Linked DNA regions of Homo sapiens: region 2 is linked to region 1. A link is an interaction called in ENCODE POLR2A ChIA-PET data of the cell type or tissue named here. Cell type or tissue: A673. All regions are shown on one strand. Each heading gives the region's core, and the rest is flanking DNA. Links, peaks and the distances in the headings are about the cores only. Region 1 overlaps PHACTR4 (phosphatase and actin regulator 4). Region 2 overlaps GMEB1 (glucocorticoid modulatory element binding protein 1).

Evidence for each region. Peaks named below come from ENCODE experiments on the same cell type or tissue, not always from the same donor. Only the 100,000 strongest peaks of a DNase experiment are listed, where the experiment ranks them.
Region 2: POLR2A ChIA-PET joins it to region 1 with 5 read pairs; 2 of 35 experiments call an interaction of 5 or more read pairs at or near these places.

Annotation. Positions count from the first base shown.
Region 1 is chr1:28,451,981-28,460,139 of GRCh38, forward strand. PHACTR4 (phosphatase and actin regulator 4) reads left to right here. Exons shown (of 14, transcript NM_001048183.3): 3 at 7,105-7,278. Among named protein-coding and RNA genes, the nearest start is that of SNHG3, 50 kb to the right of the region's middle. In A673, for the core only: no CTCF peak of the experiment used is centred there; a DNase peak (open chromatin) is centred at 4,261; H3K27ac peaks cover 672 bases.
Region 2 is chr1:28,674,777-28,682,935 of GRCh38, forward strand. All of the region lies in intron 1 of GMEB1 (glucocorticoid modulatory element binding protein 1), which reads left to right. Among named protein-coding and RNA genes, the nearest start is that of GMEB1, 10 kb to the left of the region's middle. RefSeq lists an enhancer at 6,465-6,964. In A673, for the core only: no CTCF peak of the experiment used is centred there; no DNase peak of the experiment used is centred there.

The DNA of each region.
Region 1 (8,159 bases), core at 1,748-6,747:
CACTTTTACCTGGCATATTTAGATCTTCATTAAATTTGGTTTCTAGCTCCTTTAGCACAATATTTTACTTGTGGCAAACTAGGAGAATATACTTAAAAGAACTCTTAGAATCCAGATTACAGTTGACCTTTAAACAACACAGGTTTCAACTGTGTGGGTTCTTATGTGTGGATGTTTTTCAATAAATGTATTGACAGATTGTTTGGAGATTTACAACAATTTGAAAAAAAAAACTCACAGGCAGACCAGATGTGGTGGCTTTTGCCTGTAATCCCAGCACTTTGGGAATCTGAGGCAAGAGGATTACTTGAGGCCAGGAGTTCAAGGTCGACCTGGGCGACATAGTGAGACCCCATCTCTACAAAAAATTAAAAAATTAGCCAGGTGTGGTGGCACATGCCTGTTGTCCCAGCTACTCAGACAGCTGAGGTGGGAGGATCACTTGATCCCACCAGGAGTTGGAGGCTGCAGTGAGCTCTCATCTCACCACTGCACTCTAGCCTGGGCAAGAGTGAGATGCTGTCTCAAAAATTTTAAAAAGAGGCTGGGCACAATGGCTCATGCCTGTAATCCCAGCACTCTGGGAGGCCAAGGTGGGTAGATCACTTTAGATCTGGAGTTCAAGACCAGCCTGGCCAACATGTTGAAACCTCATCTCTACTAAGATTAGCTGGGCGTGGTGGTACACGCCTATAGTCCCAGCTACTCAGGAGGCTAAGGCAGAAGAATCACTTGAACCTGGGAGGCGGAGGTTGCAGTGAGCCAAGATCACACCACTGCACTCCAGCCTGGGAGACAGAGTGAGACTCCATCTCAAAAAATAAAAAATACAAACAAATAATAAAAATAAAAATAAGTCCGGGCACAGTGGCTCACGCCTGTAATCCCAGCACTTTGGGAGGCCAAGGTGGGTGGATCACTTGAGGTCAGGAGCTCGAGACCAGCCTAGCCAACATGGCGAAACCCTATCTCTACTAAAAATACAAAAGTTAGCCGGGTGTGGTTTTGCGTACCTGTAATCCCGGCTACTTGGGAGGCTGAGGCAGGAGAATCGCTTGAACCCAGGAGGCAGAGGTTGTGGTGAGCCGAGATCACGCCATTGCACTCCAGCCTGGGCAACAAGAATGAAACTTTGTCTCAAAAAAATAAATAAATAAAAATAAAAATGAATTAAATTAACTAGCATATACTGTACTGCTGTAATTTCATAGCCACCTCCTATTACTATTGAAGTGAGCTCAAGTATTGCCAGTATCCACTTAAAATGCTGTATGATGCTAATTTTCTAGTGAGCAGTTCTTCATAGCTTAGTGCAATATCATAAATCTTGAATAACACCACGGGACCTACAACACGTGCCACTAATGATACTGGAATTGCTCTTAAGAAGCAGAGAAGAGTCATGACATTATAAGAAAAAGTTGAAAACGAAAAAAAGAGAAAACACAAGGAAAAGTTGAATCGCCTGATGTGATGCATACCATAGATTGAGGTCTGTAGCTGCAGTTGCCTGCCATTTTTATAAGTATATATACATAGGTGGTGGCTGGGCTGGGGAAATGGCGGCTTCACGAGAGAGTGGGACTTGGGCAGCAGAGGCAGCACAGTGGATGCATTTCTGACCTTCTACAGTGAGGTGAAACAAATAGAGAAGAGAGACTCGGTTCTAACATCCAAAAATCAGATTGAAAGATGGACCCGTCCTGGTTCCTCTTACTTCAATTTGAACCCATTTGAGGTTCTTCAGTTAGATCCTGAAGTTACAGATGAAGAAATTAAAAAAAGAGGTTTCAGCAGTTATCCACATTGGTGCGTCCTGACAAAAATCATGATGCTGACAGAGCACAAAAGGCTTTTGAAGCTGTGGACAAAGCATAAAAGTTGCTACTGGATCAGGACCAAAAGAAGAGGACCCTGGATGTAATTCAGGCAGGAAAAGAATACATGGAACACGGCCAGGCACGGTGGCACACGCCCGTAATCTTAGCACTTTGGAAGGCCAAGGTGGGAGGATCCCTTGAGCTCAGGGGTTTGAGACCAGCCTGGGCAAGATAGCAAGACCTTGTCTCTATTAAAAAAAAATTTTTTTTTTAATTAGCCAGGTGTAGTGGCACACGCTTTTAATCCCAGCTGCTCTGGAGACTGAGGCCAGAGGATTGATTGAACCCAGAAAGATAAAAAAGTCCATTCAAAAGGAAGATATAATAACTCTAAATTTGTATATACCTCATAACAGCTTCAAAGTATATAAAGCAAAAATTAATAGAACTAAGAGAGAAATCACTTTGTCTTTTTTTTTTTTTTTTTTTTTTTTGAGACGGAGTCTCGCTCTGTCGCCCAGGCTGGAGTACAGTGGCGTGATCTCGGCTCTCTGCAAGCTCCACCTCCCGGGTTCACGCCATTCTCCTGCCTCAGCCTCCCTAGTAGCTGGGACTATAGGCACCCGCCACTGCGCCCGGCTAATTTTTTGTATTTTTAGTAGAGATGGGGTTTCACCATGGTCTCGATCTCCTGACCTCGTGATCCGCCCACCTCGGCCTCCCAAAGTGCTGGGATTACAGGTGTGAGCCGCCGCGCCCGGCCATCACTTTCATAATTAGAGATGTTAACATACCTCTCTCAGTTACTGATAGAGCAAACAGACAACAAATCAGAAGGGATCTTAATGATTTGTATATGATTAACCACCTTGACCTAATTGGCATATTTAGAACACCATACCCAACAATTGCACAATACACTTTCCAATAACACATAATTGGAGATAATGTATTATAAATTTGGGAAGAAACAACTGTAAGCTTCTGTTGTTTATTTGCAACTTGGACCATATTTGAGATATATAGGAAAAGCATTAAATATAAATGGCCTAAACACTCCAATTATCCTACCACGTTGGGAGACTGAGGTGGAAGGACCACTTGAACCCAGCAGTTTGAGACCAGCTCAGCTCACTGTAACCTCCACCTCCCGCATTCAAGCCATTCTCCTGCCTCAGCCTCCCAAGTAGCTGGGATTATAGGTGCCTGCCACCATACTCAGCTAATTTTTTTTTGTTGTTGTATTTTTAATAGAGACAGGGTTTCCTCATGTTGGCCAGGCTGGTCTCAACCTCCTGCCCTCAAGTGATCCACCTGTCTCGGCCTCCCAAAGTGTTGGGATTACAGGCATGAGCCACCGCATCTGGCCTCATTTTTCTTTTTCTTTTTCTTTCTTTCTTTTTTTTTTTTTTTTTTTTGAGACAGAGTTTTGCTTTCACCCAGGCTGGAGTGCAGTGATGTGATCTTGGCTCACTGCAACCTCCGCCTCCCAAGTTCAAGATTCTCCTGCCTCAGCCTCCCGAGTAGCTGGGATTATAGGCGTGTACCACCACACCCAGCTAATTTTTGTATTTTTAGTAGAGACGAGGTTTCACCATGTTGGCTAGGCTGGTCTCAAACTCCTGATCTCAGGTGGTCTGCCTGCCTCGGCTTCCCAAAGTGCTGGGATTACAGGCATGAGTCACCATGCCTGGCCCCTAATTCATTTTTCTTCAACAAAGAAGCAGCCTATAGCCAGAAAATGTCTGCCTCTGTCTCTTTTAACCTCCATGAGGTTTCCAGATAATAATCTGGTATTGGGTTTAACACACCTGACTGACCTTAGGACCCTAGGCTGACCTGGAGAGATTTTTTAAAACAGATTCTGAAAGTCCTACCTCCTGGAGATTCTGTATTTTGAAAAGGCAATTGGGCTGATTCCAAGTATTTGGACAGATTTCGGAGTCTTGGAAATAATGTACTGTTTGTCCTGGAGAGTAGGAAAAAGAGGGGAAGGAAGGAGGGAGAATATGAGGATATGAATATGTATGTGTGAATTTGAGATAACTGAGTCAGGGCCAGGTGTGGCTCTACCCCAACACAGGAGGTAAGAGGAAAGAAGGACATCTGCCTCTAAAAGTTTTGTAAAAGTGAAAATCAAGCACATTTGCATGAGAAGCAAAGAAAATGTTGCTCTGTTTTTTGTATTCAGTGGCTTTATTTTTTTTATACATATTTTGCTTATGTATCAACTATTTTTTTTTTGAGACAAGGTCCCTGTATTAAGCCATTCTTGCATTGCTATAAAGAGATCCCTGGGACTGGATAATTTATAAAGAAAAGAGCTTTATTTGACTCGTGGTTCTGTAGGCTGTACAGGAAACATAATGCTTGCAACTGCCCTGCTTCTGGGGAGGTCTCAGGAAACTTACAATCATGAATCATGACAGAAAACCAACCAGGAATAAGCATGTCACGTGACCAGAGCAGGAACAAGAGAGCAAAGAGGGAGATGCCACATACTTTTAAACGACCAGATCTCACGAGAACTCACTCACTATTGCTAAGGCAGCACCATATGGATGGTGCTAAACTATTCATGAGAAATCCACCCCCATGATCCAGTCACCTCCAACCAGGCCCCACTTCCAGTACTGAAGATTACAATTCAACCTGAGATTTGAGCGGGACACATATCTAAACTATATCAGTATGGCTCTGTCGCCCAGGCTGGAGTGCAGTGGCACGATCACAGCTCATTGCAGCCTGGACCTGCTGAGCTCAAGCGATCTTCCCACCTCAGCCTCGCAAGTAGCTGGGACTAGGCACATGGCACCCTGCCCAACTAATTTTTTTTTTTTTTTAAGAGACAGGGTTTCTTCATGTTCCCCAGGCTGGTCTTTCTTTACCTAAAAAAGAAGAGAAGCCAGATGCTGTAGCCAGTGTCTGTAATCTGAGACATTCTCATAATTTCAACTATTTGCCTGTAATCTCAGCTACTCAGGAGGCTGAGGCAGAGGATTGCTTGAGTCCTGGAGTTGAAGGCTCAGTGAGCTGTGATTGTGCCACTGCACTCCATGCTGGGCAACAGAACGAAACCCTGTCTCTAAAATAACTAGATAAATAGATAGAGAGACAGATAGATAGATAGATAGATAGATAGATAGATAATCAGATTCTAGTGTATTTCATGTAAAGTGTTAAAGTAATTGAGACCCAGAATGTCCTTGTATAAGTCATGCAACTAGGAAGAGTCACTGTCCTCTTGTCATTTCCATCTTTTGCACTTTAGTAATGAGGATGCTATTTTGCCTAAGTCTTCTGGGCATAGCAAACTAATGCATCAGTAGTCACCATTGCATTTACTGTGATAATTACGATTGTATAAATCTAACCTTTATTGAAAAACTTCCCTAAACCTCCATCAATCAAGTGAAAAAAAGATTGAATTTGGCAGTTGTTTCTTTTAAAAATTTAATGCTGTTGGTTGTATATTTTCTCTTTTGAAAATACCTAGTTTTAAAAGAGAGAGAGGCCAGGTGTGGTGGTACACACCTTTAATCCCAGTGCTTTTGGGAGGCCAAGCAGGGAGGATCTCTTGAGACCAGGCATTTGAGACCACCCTGAGCAATTTGGTGAGACCCTATCTCTACAAAACAAAATTGTTTTTGTAATTAGCCAGGAGTGATGGTACATGCTTATAGTCCTGGCTACTCAGGAGGCTGAGGCAGGAGGATCATTTGAGATCGGGAATTTGAGGCTGCAGTGAGCTGTGATTACACTACTGCACTTCATCCTGGGCAACAGAGTGAGACCCTGTTTCTAAAATAATAATAATAATAATAATAAATTTTTTTAAAAAAGATGTTTTAGTGACTATTATGACCTTTTTACCCTCCTCCAAAAGTGTTACTTGCTTCAGATGTGAAATTGTTTACAGTCAACATGTTAGCTTATCATATGCTGTTCCTTGATGTATTTCTACAAAGTAGAGGTTCCACTTTAATTTCAGGATGGTTTTTCCACATGACTCTTTTTTTCTTCCTCTCTAGACTTCTCCAGAGAACCTTGGAACAGTAGGTGGAGTGCAAAGCTGCATTGTGTACCTTCCTGCTTTTTTTTGGTTGCCTTCCTGCTGGTTTTTTTTTTTTTCCTTTCTTTAAATTCTTGGCCCCGCCTTGGCTCTCCTTTCTCTGCCATTAAAACTAACTAACTAAACCCTGCATGCATGGTCATTATGAGGGGTTCATGGCCTTTTATTTCAGTTCTGCACATGTATCATGTCAGTTATGTTTTATGTCAAATCCTTAATATTATGGTGTGTGTGTTTGTGTGTGTGTGTGTGTGTGTGTGTGTGTGTGTGTGTGTGTGTGTGTGTTTGAGACAGGCTCTCACTCTGTTGCCCAGGCTGGAGTGCAGTATCTTAATCACAGCCAACTGCAGCATTGACCTCCCAGGCTCAAGCCATCTTCCCAACTCAGCCTCCTGAGTAGTTGGGACTACAGGTGCACACCACCATGCCCAGCTAATTTTTGTTTTTGTATTATTTGTAGAGACAGGGTTTCACCTTACTGCCCTGGTTGATCTCAAGCTCCTGAGCTTAAGCGATCTGCCTGCCTCAGCCTCCCACAGTGCTGGGATTACAGAAATGAGCCACTGTGCTCAGCCTATGATTGTCTCTAAGGCACTACTATGGTAAACAAATTGGAATCTCACCTCTACTTTCTGAAAACATTTCCCTCCAATTTAATGTACCCGCTTTCTAATGCTTCTGCCCCGCAACCCTGAGCACTTTCCAATACCTAGGGTCCTTTTGTGAAGGGAGAAAATAATTTGATGAGCAGATATAAGTAAGGTACTAACAATGTGTTACCTCTCCCTGAACTATTTATATCCTGAAAAGGGCAGGGAAAGGGCAATGTTTAATAGAGAAAATGATTCACTCACTAATGAGGCAGGAATTCCCTGCCTCAGTAAGGCAAGATCTCATGCATTTGTTAAGATATCCACATTTTGTATACATGCGCCTTTAAAAGATTTTGAGCCGGCTCTGATCATTTCACCAGATTTTGTCCTAAAATGATGTCAGCTTGGTTTGGTTCCTTTTTCTCCTTAGTAGTTTATCTGTTAATGGATTTTGATGTTTGGTGTCCATGTGATGTCCAGGAGTCTCCCTGTCTGCATGATTGTTTATCGTTGCTCCGATCCTTTCCAACTACCACAGGAAGAGAGGGGAAGGGACATTTTAGAGATTATGCTGAAATAATACATTTGCTTCCTTCCCTCTCTTCTTTTCATGTAACAGAGGAAGCAGACCAGCCCACTACAGAGCCAGGCATGGTCCTGGACAGTGTGGAAGCAGGAGACACAACACCTCCTACCAAAAGGAAGAGCAAGTTCTCAGGCTTTGGCAAGATCTTCAAGCCCTGGAAATGGAGGAAAAAAAAAAGTAGTGATAAATTTAAAGAGACTTCAGAAGGTGAGATATTAAGGGTTAAATGTGTGTTCTGAGTTAGAATTCTCTATGTTAGATGTATTTAATTTTTCCTTATCTTCCCAAGTTTCTGTAGTCCTCTATTTGAAGAGGGTATTTAATGTTTTATTCTTTCCTTCTTCTTTTTTTTTTTTTTTTTTTTTGGTGAGACAGGATCTCCCTCTGTTGCCCAGGCTAGAGTACAGTGGCGCAATCACAGTTCACTGCAGATTCAACCTCCTGGGCTCATGTAATCCTCCTGCCTCAGCCTCCCAAGTAGCTGGAAGTACAAGCATGAGCTACTGTGCCCAGTTAATTTTTAAATTCTTTGTAGAGATGGGGTCTCCTTATGTTTCCCAGGCTGGTCTTGAACTCCTGGGCTCAAGCGATCCTCCCACCTCAGCCTCCCAAAGTGCTGGGATTACAAGCATGAGCCACTGTGGCTGGCCAGAGTTTAATCTTTTAGAATTAAACATCAAAATGGTCATGTACTAAACCTAATATTGTATACCCTCATTCCCAGGTTTGTATTTTGATGGCATATAAGTATCTATTGAGTGGTGAATGGAGTTCCTGAACTGTCGCAAATCTAAGATGCTTCTTTCCATCAGAACTTGGTGAAGAAAATGACTGAATGAGTTGATACATACATAAATAAAATGCTTATTTTCTACTCTGCCCATCCACACAAAGTTCATCCGTAAATAACTTACTAATGAAATTTTCTCTTAAGTTACAATTATGTAAGGCTAGTTTTTTGGAAGTGATGCTTTCCTGACAGCACAGGTTATAAAAGAAATTTAAGAGTTTTAATTTGAAGTTAGTCTGCTAGTTATTTTCTTTCCTGAGAATATAAACTTAAACTACTTTATTCTTTTACCTGTAGA
Region 2 (8,159 bases), core at 1,478-6,477, 220 kb after region 1:
GGCGGGATCTTGGCTCACTGCAAGCTCCGCCTCCCGGGTTCACGCCATTCTCCTGCCTCAGCCTCCCAAGTAGCTGGGACTACAGGCGCCCGCCACTACGCCCGGCTAATTTTTTGTATTTTTAGTAGAGACGGGGTTTCACCGTTTTTAGCCGGGATGGTCTCGATCTCCTGACCTCGTGATCCGCCCGCCTCGGCCTCCCAAAGTGCTGGGATTACAGGCGTGAGCCACCGCGCCCGGCCTTTTTTTTTTTTTTTTTGAGACGGAGTCTTGCTCTGTCGTCCAGGCTGGAGTGCAGTGGCTCCATCTTGGCTCACTGCAAGCTCTGCCTCCTGGGTTCACGCCATTCTCCTGCCTCAGCCTCCCAAGTAGCTGGGACTACAGGCGTGCGCTACCACGCTGAGCTAATTTTTTGTATTTTTAGTAGAGACGAGGTTTCACCATGTTAGCCAGGATGGTCTTGATCTCCTGACCTTGTGATCCACCTGCCTTGGCCTCCCAAAGTGCTGGGATTACAGGCGTGAGCCACCGCGCCCGGCCCCACAATAGTTAATTCTTAAGCATTTCACATAAATTTGGCATATTTCTTTTACATGTGTTCACATAGAATTCCAGAGAGAGATCGGCCGGGGTGGCTCACTCCTGTAATCCCAGCACTGTGGGAGACAGGCGCGGGCAGATCACTTGAGACCAGGAGTTCTGACACCAGCCTGGCCAACGTGGTGAAACCCCGTCACTACTAAAAATAAAAAAAGCCGAGCATGGTGGTGTGCACATGTCATCCCAGCTGCTACTCGGAAGGCTGAGGCACAACAATCGCTTGAACCCAGGAGGCAGAAGTTGCAGTGAGCGGAGATCCCGCCACTGCACTCCAGCCTGGGCAACAGAGTGAGACTCTGTCTCAAAAAAAAAAAAAAAAGAAAAGAAAAGCAAGTTTAAATTAAAAAAAGAAAAAAGAATTCCAGAGAGAGTTGTATGATTTCACAATGCATACTCCAAAGCCCCGAACGATCAACTCACTCATCTTGCCTCAGGAGTTTTTGTTGCTGTAAACAAGAGCTACTTTTCCATTTACACTCAGCTTAGAGATGACCTTGCATTTAGAGTTGGTTTCAGGTTACCTGCAAGGAATATGGTATTTAGGGTAATGAGTGATACTTAACCCAAACTTGCTTCTCTAAAGAAGGTCAGAATTGCCATGTTGAATCAGACCCATGACTTAGAGTGACATTGAGAGATGTATTGTGGATGATTATAATTATCCTCTCTGATAAACTCTCAGAAGGCTAGAGAAGAAGCCAGAACATTCCTCTTGGGTACTAATGTATGGTGTGGGTAAAGAGTAAAATGTGAGTTCCTATTGAGGAAGGTATTAAGAAGTTAGTCAACCATCTATTCAGAATGTTGTAGAGGGGACTTAGCTTAGGGTAGAAAGTTGAAATTAGAAGCATCCTTCTAAATCTGCTTCTTTAACAATTAACTAACCCATTTTTTTTGCCTAAGGTATTATAGGTTGAGTATCCCTAATCTGAAAATCTGAAACCCCAAATCTCCAAAATCTGAAAATTTTTGAGCCAACATGATGGCATAAGTGAAAAAATCCCACAGATTAGTAGTTAACGCAGGCTCTGTTTCATTCACAAAATTATTAAAAATATTGTATAAAATTGGCCAGGCGTGGTGGCTCACGCCTGTAATCCCAACACTTTGGGAGGCCAAGGTGGGTGGATCACGAGGCCAGGAGATCGAGACCATCCTGACTAACACGGTGAAACCCTGTCTCTACTAAAAATACAAAAAATTAGGCGGCATGGTGGCAGGCGCCTGTAGTCTCAGCTACTTGGGAGGCTGAGGCAGGAGAATGGCATGAACCCGGAGGCGGAGCCTTCAGTGAGCCGAGATCAGGGCGCTGCACTCCAGCCTGGGTGACAGAGCAAGACTCCGTCTCAAAAAAAAATAAATAAATAAATAAATACAAATAAAGATATTGTATGAAATTGCCATCAAGTGGCCGGGCGCCATGGCTCATGCCTGTAATCTCAGCACTTTGGGAGGCTGAGGTGAGTGGAGTTCAAGACCAGCCTGGCCAAGATGGTGAAACCCTGACTCTACTAAAAATACAAAAAGATTAGCTAGACATGGTGGCGGGCACCTGTAATCTCAGCTACTCTGGAGGCTGAGGCAGGAGAATCACTTGAACCCAGGAGGCAGAGGTTGCAGTGAGCTGAAATTGCATCACTGAACAGCAGCCTGGGTGAAAAATCGAGACTTTGTCTCAAAAATAAAAAAGAATTGCCATCAGGCTATGTGTGTAAGATGTATGTGAAACATAATCGAATTTTGAATTTTGTGTTTAGACTTGTGTCCTATCCCCCAGATATCACATTATGTAAATATGCCAAAATTAAAAAAAAAAATCTGAAATTTGAGGCACTTCTGATCTCAAGCATTTCAAATAAGGGATGCATAATCTGTAATTTTTTTTTTCTTTTTTTTTTGGAGATGGAGTATTGCTCTGTCGCCCAGGTTGGAGTGCAGTGGCACGATCTCAGCTGGGACTACAGGCGCCCATCACCACGTCTGGCTAATTTTTTGCATTTGTAGCAGAGACAGGGTTTCCCCGTGTTAGCCAGGATGGTCTTGATCTCCTGACTTTGCGATCCGCCTGCCTTGGCCTCCCAAAGTGCTGGGATTACAGGCGTGAGCCACCGTGCCTGGCCCATAATCTGTAATTTTTGAAAATTTAAAGCACATTTTTGGAATAATGATTCCATAAGTTTGCTACTTGCCAAAGTATTACATCTTTTAAATTAAATGTGTTATAGCACGGTGCTTGACAATGAGTGCTAGCTCAATAAAGGTTAGCTGATTCTTTTAATTCCGCCTACATTTTTATGGTTCAAATTTTGAAGATATTTATGGGTTCAGTTATTCTAGGATTAGATGGTATTTGTATGCTTTATCACATTCCTTTTTGGCCTTTTCTAGACTCGAGGGTCTTAATTGTTTTGGTTCTACTGTTGGTAGCCAGCTGAACCAGTTCATTGATTTTTATTTTATCTTATTTTATTTTATTTTGGTTTTAAGGAGTGGAGAGTTTAATAGGCAAGAAAGAAGGGAGAAGAGGCCGGGCATGGTGGCTCACGCTTGTAATCCCAGCACTTTGGGAGGCCAAGGCAGGCGGATCACCTGAGGTCAGGAGTTTGAGACCAGCCTGGCCAACATGGTGAACTCCCGTCTCTACTAAAAATACAAAAATTAGCCGGGTGTGGTGGCAGGTCCCTGTAATCCCAGCTACTCGGGAGGCTGAGGCAGGAGAATTGCTTGAACCCGAGAGGTGGAGGTTGCAGTGAGCCTAGATCACACCACACCACTGCACTCCAGCCTGGGGTATAAGAGTGAGACTTCGTCTCAAAAAAAAAAAAAAGAAAGGAGAAGAAAGGAAGAAGCTCCCCTTACAGAGACAGAGGGAAGGGGGCTCCAAAGCCAAGAGAGGAGACCCTTGATTTTCTTTTCTAGTGTTTTTGTTTGTTTGTTTGTTTGTTTGTTTTTTGAGACGGAGTCTCGCTCTGTCGCCCAGGCTGGAGTGCAGTGGCGCAATCTTGGCTCACTGCAAGCTCCGCCTCTGGGGTTCGCCATTCTCCTGCCTCAGCCTCCCGAGTAGCTTGGACTACAGGGGCCCGCCATCGCGCCTGGCTAATTTTTTGTATTTTTAGTAGAGATGGGGTTTTACCATGTTAGCCAGGATGGTCTTGATCTCCTGAGCTCATGATCCGCCTGCCTCGGCCTCCCAAAGTGCTGGGATTACAGGTGCGAGCCACCGCGTCCGTCTCTTTTCTAGTTTTATATAATTTTATTTTGAGGCAGACTCTTGCTTTGTCACCTAAGCTGAAGTGCAGTGGCACGATCTTGGCTCACTGCAACCTCTGCCTCCTGAGTGGCTGGGACTACAGGTTCACGTTACCACACCCGGTTAATTTTTGTACTTTTAGTAGAGACAGAGTCTCACCATGTTGCCCAGGCTGGTCTTGAACTCCTGAGCTTAAGCAATCCGCCCACCTCAGCCTCCCAAAGTGCTAGGTATCAGCCACGGTGCCTGGCCCTTTTCTAGTTGTTTTTTTTGTTTGTTTGTTTTGTTTTGTTTTGTTTTTTTGAGACGGAGTCTCGCTCTGTCGCCAGGCTGGAGTGCAGTGCCGTGATCTTGGCCCACTGTAACCTCTGCCTCCCGGGTTCAAGCAATTCTCCTGCCTCAACCTCCGGCTAATTATGCCTGGCTAATTTTTGTATTTTTAGCAGAGACGGTTTCACCATGTTGGTCAGGATGGTCTCAATCTCTTGATCTCGTGATCCGCCCGTCTCGACCTCCCAAAATGCTGGGATCACAGGCATGAGCCACCACACCTGACCTTTTTTTTTTTTGAGATGGAGTTTCGCTTTCTTGCCCAGGCTGGAGTGCAGTGGCACCATCTTGGCTCACTGCAACCTCCACCTCCTGGGTTCAATGAATTCTCCTCCCTCAGCCTCCTGAGTAGATGGGATTACAGGCGCCCACCAACACACTTTGCTAATACTTATATTTTTAGTAGAGATGGGGTTTCACCCTGCTGGCCAAGGTGGTCTCGAACTCCTGACCTCAAGTGATCCACCGGTCTTGGCCTCCCAAAGTATTGGGATTACAGGTGTGAGCCACTGTGCCTGGCCCCTTTCTAGTTTTAAGGCTTCAAGTTGCAGGAGTTCATATTCTGTACTGTAATATCTTGCAGTTAATTTTTTCCCTGCATATCCAATAGTGTCATGTATCTCTTTTCCTTCTGTAGTTTCTCAAGAGCAGGTATTGTTGCTCCTCATATCTAAGGAATCTAACTCTAGCTGATGTGAGGTAGAGACTCAATATAATATTTGTTGAACTGGCCATAATGATGAGCCATAAGCTGTATAGCTTAGCCTAGCTGCCTAAGCAAATTTATATCCCTCCCAGATAGGAAGGCAGAAAGTTCTAGAAGGGGCCAGGCATGATGGCTCACACTTTTTTTTTTTTTTTTGAGTGGCAGTTTCACTCTTGTTGTCCGGGCTGGAGTCCAATGGCACGATCTCGGTTCACCCACCACAACCTCTGCCTCCCGGGTTCAAGCAATTCTCCTGCCTGAGCCTCCCAAGTAGCTGGGATTATAGGCAAGCGCCACCACGCCTGGCTAATTGTTTTGTATTTTTAGTAGAGATGGGGTTTCTCCATGTTGGTCAGGCTAGTCACCAACTCCCGACCTCAGGTGATCCGCCTGCCTCGGCCTCCCAAAGTGCAGGGATTACTGGCGTGAGCCACCCCTCCTGGCCAGATGGCTCACACTTGTAATCACAACACTTTGGGAGGCCAAGGCCGGATGATCACTTGAAGCCAGGAGTTCAAGACCAGCCTGGGCAACATAGTGAGATCCTGTCTCTATCTTTAAATAAATACATATAAAAATAAAAAAGAAAATTCTAGAAGTCTTTTAGGTTGAGTCACTAATTGGACAAAAATGTATTGCATATCTGCTGTGTGCTCAGATTTGTTTACAAAGGTTTAGATAAGCAGTTTTGTAGATAAAATGTAAGTCTGATATTTGAAAACCATTTATTACACTCCTGTCCTGGGCACTGTGGTAGCCTTGGGGGAATTGCTGAATAAGAAAAGCAATCCTGGCCAGGCGCAGTGGCTCATACCTATAATCCTAGCACTTTGGGAGGCTGAGGTAGGCGGATCACGAGGTCAAGAGATCAAGACCATCCTGGCCAATATGGTGAAACCCAGTCTGTACTAAAAATACAAAAATTAGCTGGGCGTGGTGGTGCGTGCCTAAAGTCCCAGCTACTCAGGAGGCTGAGGCAGGAGAATCGCTTGAACCTAGGAAAGGGAGGTGGTAGTGAGCTGAGATCATGCCACTGCACTCCAGTCTGGGGAACACAGCAAGACTCCATCTTTAAAAAAAAAAAAGAAAAGCAATCCTTGGAATCCTTGGCCAGGCATGGTGGCTCATCCCAGCACTTTGGGAGGCCGAGGTGGGCAGATCACCTGAGGTTGGGAGTTCAAGACCAACCTGACCAACATGGAGAAACCCCATCTCTACTAAAAATATAAAAATTAGCTGGACATGGTGGGGCATGCCTGTAATCCCAGCTACTGTGGAGGCTGAGGTGGGAGAATCACTTGAACCCAGAAGGCGGAGGTTATAGTGAGCTGAGATTGTGCCATTGTACTCCAGCCTGGGCAACAAGAACGAAACTCTGTCTAAAAAAACAAAACAAAACAAAACACAATCCTTGCTTTTCCAGGACGTACAGACTGAGGAGGAAAAGCCAACAAAGTGAGATGATGGTTGTGACGGGGGTACTGCAGGTGCTGAGAGATCAAGAACACAAACTCAAACCTAGTGAAGGAATTCACAGAAGGCCTCCCCAAGGAAGTGATGTTTCAAGTAAATCACAAAATGGTTAGCAGGGACTAGCCAAAAAGGAAGGGAAAGAGAATTGCTTGAACCTGGGAGGCAGAGGTTGCAGTGAGCCAAGATCGTGCCACAGAACTCCAGTCTGGGCAACGGAGCGAGACCGCGTCTCAAAAAAAAGAAAATAGTTTAGCAGTGGCTTTGTGGAGAAGTGAGCTTTGAACTGGACTTTGAAGGGAGAAGATGAGGGAGAAAGGCATTAAAGACATTTCAGGCTTAAGGAATAAAGGGCAAAGAAATATAAAGGTACATTATGCTATGCTCAGAGTACATTAGGTGGCTGGTATGGTATTAGGACTTAAGATTCTTGGGGTATGATAGTTGCAGGTAAGACCAGATGAGTATTTTGGGACCATTGAGGGAATTCAGAGTGCCGTGCTTAAGTATGTGTGTTTTAGGCAAACAAGTGCTGTGGGAGAGGTGAGATGTGGATTAGATCTTCTGACTACACTTTTTTTTTCTTTGAGACGGAGTTTCGCTCTTGTTGCCCAGGCTGGAGTGCAATGGCATGATCTCGGCTCACCGCAATCTCCACCTCCTGGGTTCAAGCGATTCTCCTGCCTCAGCCTCTCAAGTAGCTCAGATTACAGGCATGTACCACCGCGCCAGGCCAATTTTTTGTATTTTTAGTAGAGACAGGGTTTCTCCAGGTTGGTCAGGCTGGTCTCGAACTCCCAACCTCAGGTGATCCACCCGCCTAGGCCTCCAAAAGTGCTGGGATTACAGGTGTGAGCCACCACGCACGGCCCTGACTACACGTTTTGTACTCAAACTTGCATCCATTGTGTGCCTACTCTGTTTGGGCACAGTCGTAGTCATCTTTACATACTCATATATTAAAATAAATACAGTGCTCTTACCTATACTCTCTTAAGTGACTCTCTCTTTTCAACTGTGAAGACTAATAACTGCAGAATATCTTGGGGTCCTCTGAGTTTTCATTAAGATTGGGACAATGCTTGGAGTAACTTTAGAGTCAAGGAGCACATGGTGCTGGACGTTGGTTTCCTCACTAACTCTGCAAGGGAGATACTGGGCAAGATTATCTCTCCATTCAGTCTGAGGCAAAGAGTTATTAAGAAGTCCCAGGCGTGGTGGCTCACACCTGGAATCCAGCACTTTGGGAGGCTGAGACGGGTGGATCATTTGAGGTTAGGAGTTCAAGACCAGCCTGGCCAACACGGTGAAATCCCGTCTGTACTAAAAATCCAAAAATTAGCTGAGTGGTAGTGGCGCACACCTGTAATCCAAGCTACTTGGGGAGGGTGAGGCAGGAGAATCGCTTGAGCTTGGGAGGCAGATGTTGCAGTGAGCCAAGATCATGCCACAGCACTCGTCTGGGCGACAGAGTGAGACCCTGTCTCAAAAAAAAAAAAAAAAAAAAAGTCTTAGAGGTCATACAGGTGAATTCAGCATTTATTAAGCAACTACATGATAAAAGTCATCTTCCCCTTCCCATGCAGCTCAGTTCAGTCTCCCTCCACAGATACTGAGTATTTTAAAGGATGGAGAACTTGAGGCAAAATGGCTGTTTGCACAGAAAGTAGATGTGATTCCTAATTTCCAAGAGCTTCCTGTTTGGTGTGGAACTGGTAATGTGCTACAAACCAACTCTCTGGAAAAACAAAATACTCTGATTTGTAGTGCTTGTCAATTTCGGGTCTGTTTACGCCCAGCATC